3 separate regions of the Mus musculus genome follow, and all the other regions are linked to region 2. Evidence: chromatin loops called from intact Hi-C (ENCODE). Cell type or tissue: left cerebral cortex. All regions are shown on one strand. Region 1 holds the start of Gm26868 (a long non-coding RNA gene). Region 2 overlaps Peak1 (pseudopodium-enriched atypical kinase 1). Region 3 overlaps Peak1 (pseudopodium-enriched atypical kinase 1).

Region 1 (4,000 bases), 330 kb before region 2:
GATTTCAAAGTCCAACAAGACACATTCTGATTGGTTGAATTGAGTCAGATGATGTCAACCTAGCCAATCAGTTAAGGCCAGTGGATGTCTGGGAAACTAGCGGACCCTCCCTGGCCCGGTAGAAAAGAAAGTTTATCTGCAGGGCCAGGCGTTCCCTCTGCTTCAACTCTTTGGTCTCCTAGAGAGCGCGGGCCTCAGAAAGACCCACGCTGCCCACTAGAACCTGACACCATGGTAGGACAAATGTCCCTGAAACGCTGATTCTCAGCGAGCCGGGAAGAGTGGAGGTCTCAGGCGTGGATTCATCTGGCTCTGCCATCAGAGCCTAGTGGCTGCTGAGGGACCAGCAGGGGTGACCCTCACCCTCAGGCACCAGCTGCAGGCCTGATCTGCATCCTGTCCAGATATTTCCAGTAAATAAACATTGACGCTTTTGATATCATGTTAATTTCACAGGCGGCTGCTCTGCTGACAGTTTCCACACTCTGCCAGCGCCTCTTGTCAGCTTTATACTCACAGGCGGACAGCAGCCTGCTCACTGGCCACCCCACGTACAGACATAAAAACAAATGCCTTGCTGCCAGGCACAGGCCTATGATCTCACCACTCAGGAAAGCTGAGGCAGAAGGATTGCTGTGAGTTTGAAGCCACCTTAGGCTACAGAGTTAAGACTGTTTTAAAGACACTCAAGTTGCTATGAAGCTGTGACCATCGTGGACCCCAGGCCGTGGAGAAGCAGTCCCTGTGCAGGGCACCTACAGCTCCTGGAACAAGGATCAGGCTACAGTAGTGTGGTCTTGGTTCTGTCTCTACTTTTCTAGGCCTTGGTTTTTCCAACTGTAAAATGAGATTACTATTTCAGCACTTCTTGGGACCTGCCCCAAAGCCCAGGCAACTTCTGCCTCTCAAAACTTCTCTCTAAGCTATCCAAAAAAAAAAAAAAAAAAAAAAAAAATCCACAGAAGAGATTGCCTGGCTCTGCCTTTTGCATAGCCCTCTGAGCTCTCTCAAGCACAGACTGGAGGCCAATATGCAGATGGGAAAGCTGAGATTTACTGCAGATGGGGATTGGCTGGGGGCCACAGCCAGAGGCAGGAAGAGAACCAAGGCAGGACAGAGTCTGTGGAAGGGATTCTGTCCCTTCCACACTGCCCACTTCAAAAACCAGGATCATATGACCAGAGAAATGGTGTGGTGGGGCTCTCTTCCTTGTCCTAAACCTAGCTCAGCCCCACACACATTACTTGTTCTCTCTCTCTCTCTTCTCTCTCTCTCTCTCTCTCTCTCTCTCTCTCTCTCTCTCTCCTCTCTCTCTCTGTGTGTGTTTATGTGTGTGTGTGTGTGCTCGCGCATGCATAGTCATGAGATCTCATGCATATGCATGAGTTATTCTATTCCAGGATGAGCTTGGGACCACTCCTGGTTAGCATCTCTTTTCTGTGCTCTCAGTTCTGTGAGGACTGTCAGCCAGGGTTCCTGGGCTTCCCCGCAACTTCTCCTGACACTGCCCTACCTGTGGCCGCAATGGGAATGGGGAAGCAAACAACCCAGGAAAAGACTGAAGCCAAGAGTCAACAGTGACCGTGTCCCAACACCCACCCCATGAGTTCAGGCTTCACCAGTCCTAAGGATGTGTGGTGGCCCTGCAGCCCAGGGGAGGTGACAGAGGCAGAGAGCAGTCCCTCGGCCTCTGATCTTGTCCAGGAAGGCTCAGATGGCCATCTCCTGTGGGGGCAGGGCTTCGAGGCGCCTGCATACCAGCTCACACCCACGCACTCCTGGCGCCTGCTCCAGCTCAATAAAGACTCGTTAATGGACTAAAGTGAGTTAGAGTCATTAACACTGTTATCAAAGGCGGCCAGTGGCTGCCCCAGAGCTCCCGATCCAGCTCTCAGTCTGTGGCGCTGGAGCAAGACCTTCACTCCTCTAAGCCAGAGGTCTCTCACTCAAACCTGAAGTACAATCGCTCCCACCCCTGAAGGTTTCCCATCACTTGGCCAACACTATTCTCCACTTTTGAGGTCAGCATTCAAATCCTCCCCACCTAACCCGTTCTCCTCCCCCTACAGATAGATGCCCACCTGTGCAGGGAGATTCTGGATTTCTAGTACATTCTGTCCCCAACTCGTTCACATCTACATTGCTGCCTAAATCTCCATGTCCTTGTACACGCAGGCTACCCTGAAAACTCTATGGCAAGGCAGGAAGAGTGCTTCAGTGGCACAGCACTTGCCGAAATGCTGCTCCCGACCCAGCTCTACTTTTTCAGACATGGAGTCTTGTAACACAGGCTGGTTTCGAACTCTGTATAGCTGAGGATGAGCTTGAACTCCTGATGTCCTGCTTTCACCTCCTTGAGTGTTGGTGTTACAGGCATCCGTTACCATACCTGGCTTGTTGGGGGTACAGGCATCCGTTACCATACCTGGCTTGTTGGGGGTACAGGCATCCATTATCATACCTGGCTTGTTGGGGGTACAGGCATCCGTTACCATACCTGGCTTGTTGGAGGTACAGGCATCCGTTACCATACCTGGCTTGTTGGAGGTACAGGCATCCTTTACCATACCTGGCTTGTTGGAGGTACAGGCATCCGTTACCATACCTGGCTTGTTGGGGGTACAGGCATCCGTTACCATACCTGGCTTGTTGGAGGTACAGGCATCCGTTACCATACCTGGCTTGTTGGGGGTACAGGCATCCGTTACCATACCTGGCTTGTTGGAGGTACAGGCATCCGTTACCATACCTGGCTTGTTGGAGGTACAGGTATCCTTTACCATACCTGGCTTGTTGGAGGTACAGGCATCCGTTACCATACCTGGCTTGTTGGGGGTACAGGCATCCATTACCATACCTGGCTTGTTGGGGGTACAGGCATCCATTACCATACCTGGCTCGTGCACTGTTAGAGACCAGACCCAGGGCTTCATGAATGCTAGGCAAGCACTCTATCAACTGGGCTAGCCCCCAGCTGTAGTCATGCTGAGCAAATAGCTGGAGTAAATTTCTATCAGTGCTTAAAAAAATAGTGCTTTTGAGAGGGAACATCATAAAACAGGTGCTTGCCACCAAACTGGAAGATCTGAATTCAATCCCCAAGACCCATATGATAAAAGGAAAGAATCAACTCCCAGAATTTGTCCTCTGGCCTACACACACACACACACACACACGCACACACACACAGAGAGAGAGAGAGTCAAGTATATACCCCCCAGCACAAATACAAAATGAACAAAGTATAAGAAGCTTTTAAACTTTGTATTGATTCTTTGTGAATTTCACACCATTCACACCAGTCCCACTCATCTCCCCACCCCTCCATATCCACCCTTTGCCCTTGCAACATCCCCCCAGAAGAAAACAAAAAATAGAAATAATTTTTAAAAAAGAAAAGAAAAGACATCTCACTGGGAAGCTGTGGTGTGTCACACAGCATATGTTTTTGCCCAAACTTCTTTACTTGCAAACATCCATTGCAATGAGTCTGGTTCGAGGCCTCTGGTTTCTGCTACACTTTCAATACTGGATCCTCACTGTCAGATATCCTGTCGTTGCCCTGTGTTATGGAGATCCTGTAGCTTTGGAGCTGCAGGACTGGTCCCTTCATGTGCTCCAGCAGATCATAGATGGAGTAGATGTTGGAGCAGGCCAACTCAGAGACCTGGATCTGGGCCTGGGTGGAAGCTAAGCTGGTCATCCTGACAGCTCTCCTGTACCTGCACCACCAGGGCCAACTAACTCTCCAGCTTTGTCTAGGTGAGGGGCAGGGTCGGCTCCTTCCACCCCGAGTGCAGCAGCTCATGAGGGGTGGAGCTGGTTCTGCACGGCCTTTAGACATCAGTATGGCCCCAGGTGGCAGCCCAGACATCTGTGTGGTGTTTGGTGGTGATGGGCCACAGACATCGACATAGACCCCTGCTATCGCAGTGCCACAAACCCACACATGGCCTTCAGTGGCAGCATGGGCCAGGACATCACCATGGCCTCAGGTGGC
Region 2 (4,000 bases):
TGGAATAACAAAAAACCTAGGATAGCAAAAACTCTTCTCAAGGATAAAAGAACCTCTGGTGGAATCACCATGCCTGACCTAAAGCTTTACTACAGAGCAATTGTGATAAAAACTGCATGGTACTGGTATAGTGACAGACAAGTAGACCAATGGAATAGAATTGAAGACCCAGAAATGAACCCACACACCTATGGTCACTTGATCTTTGACAAGGGAGCTAAAACCATCTAGTGGAAAAAAGACAGCATTTTCAACAAATGGTGCTGGCACAACTGGTGGTTATCATGTAGAAGAATGCAAATTGATCCATACCTATCTCCTTGTACTAAGGTCAAATCTAAGTGGATCAAGGAACTTCACATAAAACCAGAGACACTGAAACTTATAGAGGAGAAAGTGGGGAAAAGCCTTGAAGATATGGGCACAGGGGAAAAATTCCTGAATAGAACAGCAATGGCTTGCGCTGTAAGATCGAGAATCGACAAATGGGACCTCATGAAACTGCAAAGCTTCTGCAAGTCAAAAGACACCGTCAATAAGACAAAAAGACCACCAACAGATTGGGAAAGGATCTTTACCTATCCTAAATCAGATAGGGGACTAATATCCAACATATATAAAGAACTCAAGAAGGTGGACTCCAGAAAATCAAATAACCCCATTAAAAAATGGGGCTCAGAACTAAACAAAGAATTCTCACCTGAGGAATACCGAATGGCAGAGAAGCACCTGAAAATGTTCAACATCCTTAATCATCAGGGAAATGCAACTCAAAACAACCCTGAGATTCCACCTCACACCAGTCAGAATGGCTAAGATCAAAAATTCAGGTGACAGCAGATGCTGGCGAGGATGTGGAGAAAGAGGAACACTCCTCCATTGTTGGTGGGATTGCAAGCTTGTACACCCACTCTGGAAATCAGTCTGGCGGTTCCTCAGAAAATTGGACATAGTACTACCGGAGGATCCAGCAATACCTCTCCTGGGCATATATCCAGAAGATGTTCCAACCGGTAAGAAGGACACATGCTCCACTATGTTCAGAGCAGCCTTATTTATAATAGCCAGAAGCTGGAAAGAACCCAGATGCCCCTCAACAGAGGAATGGATACAGAAAATGTGGCACATTTACACAATGGAGTACTACTCAGCTATTAAAAATGAATTTATGAATTTATGAAATTCCTAGGCAAATGGATGGACCTGGAGGGCATCATCCTGAGTGAGGTAACACAATCACAAAGGAACTCTCATAATATGTACTCACTGATAAGTGGATATTAGCCCAAAACTTAGAAGACCCAAGATATAAGATACAATTTGCTAAACGCATGAAACTCAAGAAGAATGAAGACCAAAGTGTGGACACTGTGCCCCTTCTTAGAAATGGGAACAAAACACCCATGGAAGGAATTACAGAGACAAAGTTTGGAGCTGTGATGAAAGGATGGACCAACTAGAGACTGCCATATCCAGGGATCCACCCCATAATCAGCTTCCAAAAGCTCACACCATTGCATACACTAGCAAGATTTTGCTGAAAGGACCCAGATAGAGCTGTCTCATGTGAGACTAGGCAGGGGCCTAGCAAACACAGAAGTGGATGCTCACAGTCAGCTATTGGATGGATCACAGGGCTCCCAATGGAGGAGCTAGAGAAAGTACCCAAGGAGCTAAAGGGATCTGCAACCCTATAGGTGGAACAACAATATGAACTAACCAGTACCCTGGAGCTCTGGACTCTAGCTGCATGTGTATCAAAAGATGGCCTAGTTGGCCATCACTGGAAAGAGAGGCCCATTGGACACACAAACTTTATATGCCCAGTACAGGGGAACGCCAGGGCCAAAAAAATGGGAATGGGTGGGTAGGGAAGTTGGGGGGAGGGTATGGGGGGCTTTTGGGATAGCATTGGAAATGTAATTGAGCAAAATACGTAATAAAAAATATTAAAAAAAAAAAAGGTTATACTTCCTAACCATCCCCCAAATAGCGCCACCAACTGGGGACTATGTGTTCAAACATCTGAGCCTCCTGGGGACATTCTCACCCTAATCATCACAAGGGAGAACAAGGGATACTTGTCTGCTGTGTCTGCCTTTTTTTTCCCTTTCCTTTCTTAAACATCATGATCTCTAGCACAAAGGACAGTCTTAAGAGGTTTCACCAGTATCAAGCTTTAAAGTCTATATATTAATCCCAAATTTTCCAAATTATATAACTTGAAAAGCTTTACTTCTTAATTTTACTGCTTCTCCATGTCCAAACATCTTTCCCCAACCCCTACCATAAAGAGATAATCAGGCCTACCTCTCTCTAGGTTGATGAGAGAGCAGCGAGGAACACATCATATCCTGAACATCGTCTCTTCATTATTTTATTTGATCATCAGAGAAAATTCAGTGTCCATTTTTATCTTAATATATTCATGGCCCCTTTCCAAGAACATCAGGTACCTTGGAAGTAGCCTGACATTTAGCCAAAGACATGAATGACTAATTCAGAGTTGCATCTTAAAGACAGAAGCAGGATTTGGGTTTCCAACCACAACTATGTTAAACATCACACTTAGACCACACTTGTTCCCCGTGTGCATCTGATTCATCTGCTTTTTGTAGGAGTTGGTATTTATTTTTGCCTTCTGTGTTGCTTCAAGTCAGACAAAGCTTTGATATTAACTCTTACTGCAGTCTTCTGGCGAGAGCTGGCTGTGACCTGGGAGTGGTGGTGTGCTCAGCACATCACTCTTCACATTCAGGTGTTCAAGGACCATCATGCTTGCTCATTCATTCATTCATTCATTCGTTCCATCTTACCTCCCTCCCTCCTTCCTTTGTAGATTTATGGTGCATTTATCAATTGTACTTTCACAGTTATGCAATAGACTGTTGTTTAGAGTAATTTGGAAGTTGTCTAGTCTCCTTAGGTTGTCTTGGGCATTGCTTTCCCTTCGCTGAGTCAGGGGTCTGTTTCCTTAGGGTAGCTATGTTTTGTGTTTGAGTTGATATATGATTGGTTTTGATATTTTGTCTTACTGGATTTTATCTCAAAATATGAGGCTTGTTTTTTTTTTAATATGTTTTCATTTTGTGTATATGGGTTTAGTTTTAGGTATCACATGTGTGTCTGGTGCCTGCAGAGGCCAGGAAGAGTCAGACCTCCAGGAACTGGAGTTAGAGGTGGTGTGAGCACCGTGCTCTTACCTGCAGAGCTGTTTCTGCAGCCCCAGAACTTAAAAGTCTTAGAAAACCTACTCTATGCTGAATGCTACCCCAAAATATTTTTCATTTAAATTGTCTACTATGACCAAAACTTTGAAAGCAGTAGGTCTATCGGAAATTATTAAACCATAGTAATGGAATTTTTAAAGATTATTCAATCATTGCCCAGAAACCTCATCATGAAAATGTTCATGTCATTTTACTTTTAATTACATTCAAACTAATTAAATTCTTCTTGAATGCTGTATTAAACTCTACCTCTTGATTTTAAGCAAGAGCCCAAGGAAAATAATAAAAATTGCCTTTGCCACTAGGGAGATTTTTCTGGTCTATAACTGCAAATTTTGTTGTTTCTATTATTGGCTTGCACTCTTCTAAGGATTCTTTGGGGTAATACTTTCATTTTAAGCAACAGCCATTGCCACACATCATAAACAAGCACCGGGGCCTCAAAGCTCTGTCTTGTGGGCTTCTTTTAGAAGGTGGTGTGTATTGTCTTCAACTTTGAAGGTACCCTTCTAAATCACACTTTTTATCATAATCCCTAAATTCCCCAAAGGGATCATATTGAAACTTCTTTTAGAGTTAAGTTCCTCTTATGAGTTGAATTTTCAAGGAGCAATCTTTTTCCCCACCATTTCCTTATTTTCTGTGGGAGATGACTAATGTTTGTCATTGATCGCTATATGCCAGGCAGTAAACTTACCTCATGGTACTCCGTGGTTCACTGCCTCCTTATCTAATCTGCTGCTCTGGTGTTTTAGTGCTTTCAGCAAACC
Region 3 (4,000 bases), 100 kb before region 2:
GTATGCAGGTGTATGTGCCAGTGCATATATGCATGGGAAGGCCTGAGCAGGAGATCGGGTGTGTCCCCCCCCCCCCTTTCCCTGAGGCAGTGAGCTCTGAATTTGCCTGTTTCTGCCCCTATATGCCGGGGCCATGGGCACATGGAGCCATGTCAGCCTTATGTGGGTGCTGGGGATTCTAGCTTGAGGCCTCATGCCTGCAGAGCAAGTGCAGAGCTAGTGGCTAAGAACCCACGCTAGTTTCCTAACCTCAGGATTGGAACTTTTTAAGGTTCCTGTTGACTGTTATAAATTGCTTTCCAGAAAGATTTTTACTATTTTACATGATCAAGGACAGTACACAAAGATAGCCATAATATGTATTATTCTAGTATATATTATAGTATATTACATTATTTAATTTCATAGCAATCAGAATAGCCTAAATTATGTTAGAGTAACAAGCAATTCCCCCAAATCTCTGTGGCTTATTACAACATATTTTATTTATTTTTTTTAATCTATCTATCTATTTATTTATTTTTGTATCTGCTATTTATATCAACAGGAGAGCCTACTTTTTTCTTTCTTTTTTTGAGTTCTTCAGGTAACCATCATCCCCATAGATTTCACGTACACTGTCAGTTGCTCCTGTAATCTCTGTGGAAATGTGTTACTCTTCTAGTTGTGTCGTGGCTTAAGTTTATACCTAGAGATGCCTCACATCTGTACCATTTAGTGGTAACATAGACATACTGAACTTGAAAGGTCTTAAAGTGCAGGCTTACTGTGAGCTAAAAAGGGTTGTTGTTTATTTGTTTGTTTGTTTGTTTGTTTTACATGAATTTATTTATAGTAGGGAGCTCAAGCATGCCATTGTGAATGTGTGTAGTCAAGGACAACTTATGGGAGTCAGGTCTCTACTTCCTCTGTTGAGATCCCAGGGGTGAACCTAGCTTGGCAGCATGTATCTTGAGCCATCAAGTCATCTTGCCTCGATGCTTAAGATGGTCTGGAGCTACATAAATGGCCAACATTTTAAAAACAACTCTAACTTCATTGACAAAAGATGATGCTAGTAGTTTGATTTTTTTTTTCCAGTATAAAATAGAATTTTATTTATTTAGACTAGACTAGAATTTATAGGACTTTTAATGTTCTTTTTAATTTAAATTTTATAAATAATATGCTATTGGCTTACTTTTGCACTTCAGAGTTTTCAGATTGTTTCTGTTGTTTGTTTGGTTGCTTGTTTGTTTTTGTGGAGACGATGGCCACAATAGTGCTAGGACAGAGGCAATTGCTGACTTGACTTTTGAGGATTGAGCTAATACAGTTTTATCATAGCAATAGAAACACTTAAGACACAACACTTGCTGCACTAACACAAAAACCCGAGTTTAGATCCCTGGCATCCACATAAAAGAGCAGATCATGGCCACAAACATACCTGTAACCCTAGCATGCAGGCAAAACCAAATGCATCCCAGAAGCTCACTGGCCAGCTACCTGTGAGCCTCAAGTTCTGTGAGAGACCCTCTCTTAAGGGAAGAGAGCAGAGTGCTGGTAAGGGCACACAACATACTTCTTAAACCATACCAGCATGCACACGCACGTGCACTCACATAGCCTTAATGTGGAGGATTATCGTTAACATCAAATAAACAAGGTAGGGAATGTAGCTCAGAGGTAGAGTGCTGACTTTAGCATGTGCGAGGCCCTCTTTTCAACTCCCAGCACAGAACAACCAAAACATAGCATTAAATCATCAAAGGCAATAGAAAGTCTGGCATTTCTTTCTTGTTTTATTTTGAGAGAGGATCTTTATAGCTTTTAAGCTTATATTTTATAAATCTATCACTGAGAAAATCTAGGACAGGAACCTGGAGGCAGGGGCTGGAGCACTAACTCCCCATAACTTGCTCAAGCCTGCTTTCTTATAGCTCCAGGATCATACCACTCACAGTCAGCTGGGCCCTCTCCCATCAATTATCAATGATGAAAATGTACCACACGCTTGCCCACAGACCAGTCTGGTGGGGCATCTTCTCAATCAGAAGTCCTCTCTTCCCAAATGACTGTGGATTGTGTCAAGTGGATAAAAAATTAGCCAGCACAAGCTCTGACTCATCTCACCAGACTCAGGAGCTCTGAAGTTTGGACTTGGTCCAGTCGTCTAAAGAACATTGTGATCACAAAAAGAGTTTGGGAGTTAAAGTTTCCTGATGTGAGGAAGTGAGATGCCAGCTCAGACGTAGTTTTATTGACCATGTCTTTTTTTTTTTTCCTCTTCATTCTAGGTGTCTGTCCAACCCAGGACTTATGCGCTAGATGTTTCTTGGTAGCTTGCCTAGAAAACCCAAGGTGAGATATTTATGAATGTATCTGGCACTTTATATGTAGTTTATAATAAGAATGAGTTGTTTCTGAAAATTAAAGACGATGATATATTTTCTTAAGTGTTTCAATAGGAAGCAAAGCTTTTTTGTAATTCTATGAAGCAGTCTGAATGCTTATAGTTTGTGGGTTAGTTTGGGAAATAAACTGACTCCATTGCTAAGACACTTTGGAGTATATTTTCATTGCTTTTCTCTACTTGAAAATGGAGTTACACATATGTTGCTGATCTGACACACTTAAGGAAAATTTTGGCATTATAATCTGATGGTTTTAATTTTTTAATTTATATTTATATATTGATTTATAGACAGTTTCACTATCTCTCTCTGGTTGGTCTGGAACTTCCTTTGTAGGCCAATATGCTTGAATTCACACAGGTCTATCCACCTGCTTCTTGCTTCTGTCGTGCTAGAATTGAAACTGTGCAATGTCACACCCTAATCTGACATGTTTAAAGACAAACCCTCTGTTAGTTAAGTCAGATTAAGACAGTGGCTATTTAAAAGGCCAGTTAGTAAAGGGTTTCATACAATCTAGTCCTTAGACTGGATTACTTTCTGTAATTCTCTCTATTGGCCTTATGTAATAAAGTGTACCCATTAGTGTGCTAATTGGTTTCCACACACCGTTCCCCTTTTACAGAAAGCTTTTCTAGATAATATTCTACTCTAAAGATAATACTAACTAAAGTCTTGTCTGATTCCTTACCTGTCTTGGCTTTAGTCCTCTTCATTTCTAAATTTTCTATTAAAAAAATTGTTGGGAGCAGACTGGAGATGGCAGGCTCGGCTGGTAGAGTACTTACCAAATGCTCACAAAGCCCTGAGCTGCTTCCCAGCACAACATTAACCTGGCATGGCAGTGCCATAGTGCCTGTAATGCCAGCACCTGGGAGGAGGAGACAGGAGGACCACAAGTTCAAGGTCCCCTACCTTGAGAGCATGAGGCTAGACATATTAATGCATGAAACCTGTTCTCCAAAAAATTTTTTTCCCCTTCATTTAAACACTTTGAAGTAGACCATTAAATCTCCAGTCTAGTCTTTCTACCTGGAGTCTGGCTGCTCCACACCTTTCTTGTAATTGTCAACATGGTATTTTTTCCCTAAAGTATAAATGCCAGCATGCCTGTCTGATTTTCAGAATCCTTCAGTGTCTTTGGATTATGTAATAATTTAGACTCTTTCACAGAGAACATCTAGTCTTTCTCCATATTTTCCTCCAACACACTAGTGCCCTAAGCACTAGTTGTTTAGTTCATAACACATCTTTATCAAGAAATGATTTGCACATTATAAAACTGACTCACTTAAAGTGTGCAGTTCAGTACTTTTTGTTGTATTTACAGATATGTACAGCCATTCCCACAATCTAATTTTGAAATATTTTTAATACTCTGTAAAGTAGTATATGACAGTCAGTAGTCATTCCTGTCGGCGGCTGATGTGCGTGCTGGCTGCTGATCCATTCTAGATGTTTCTTGCACAATCTGTAAGGTGTAGAGGTTCATTCATGTTGTAGCATGTGTCAGTCCCCCATTACCTTTTGTCACAGAATGATATTCTATTGTTTGTATTAGACTCTGGGCTAGAGAAAGTTTCTGAGTAGTCAGCTTTTTAAAA

What was found. Hi-C counts contacts between places; a loop is a spot of excess contacts. Peaks named below come from ENCODE experiments on the same cell type or tissue, not always from the same donor. Only the 100,000 strongest peaks of a DNase experiment are listed, where the experiment ranks them.
Region 1: it touches region 2 in a loop (4-fold over the local background); 4 of 42 quality-filtered maps call a loop at or near these places.
Region 3: it touches region 2 in a loop (2.0-fold over the local background); 3 of 42 quality-filtered maps call a loop at or near these places.

What each region holds. Positions count from the first base shown.
Region 1 is chr9:56,602,670-56,606,669 of GRCm38, reverse strand. Gm26868 (a long non-coding RNA gene) reads right to left here and starts at 14. Exons shown (of 3, transcript XR_001779179.2): 1 at 1-14. In left cerebral cortex, no CTCF peak of the experiment used is centred here; DNase peaks (open chromatin) are centred at 1,096, 1,378 and 1,753.
Region 2 is chr9:56,272,330-56,276,329 of GRCm38, reverse strand. The region is part of intron 3 of Peak1 (pseudopodium-enriched atypical kinase 1); the gene reads left to right. The region is part of intron 5 of Peak1os (a long non-coding RNA gene); the gene reads right to left. Among named protein-coding and RNA genes, the nearest start is that of Peak1os, 33 kb to the right of the region's middle. In left cerebral cortex, a CTCF peak has its summit at 1,998 (motif pointing left); a DNase peak (open chromatin) is centred at 2,573.
Region 3 is chr9:56,372,719-56,376,718 of GRCm38, reverse strand. Peak1 (pseudopodium-enriched atypical kinase 1) reads left to right here. Exons shown (of 7, transcript NM_172924.3): 2 at 2,280-2,343. Among named protein-coding and RNA genes, the nearest start is that of Peak1, 43 kb to the left of the region's middle. In left cerebral cortex, no CTCF peak of the experiment used is centred here; a DNase peak (open chromatin) is centred at 2,122.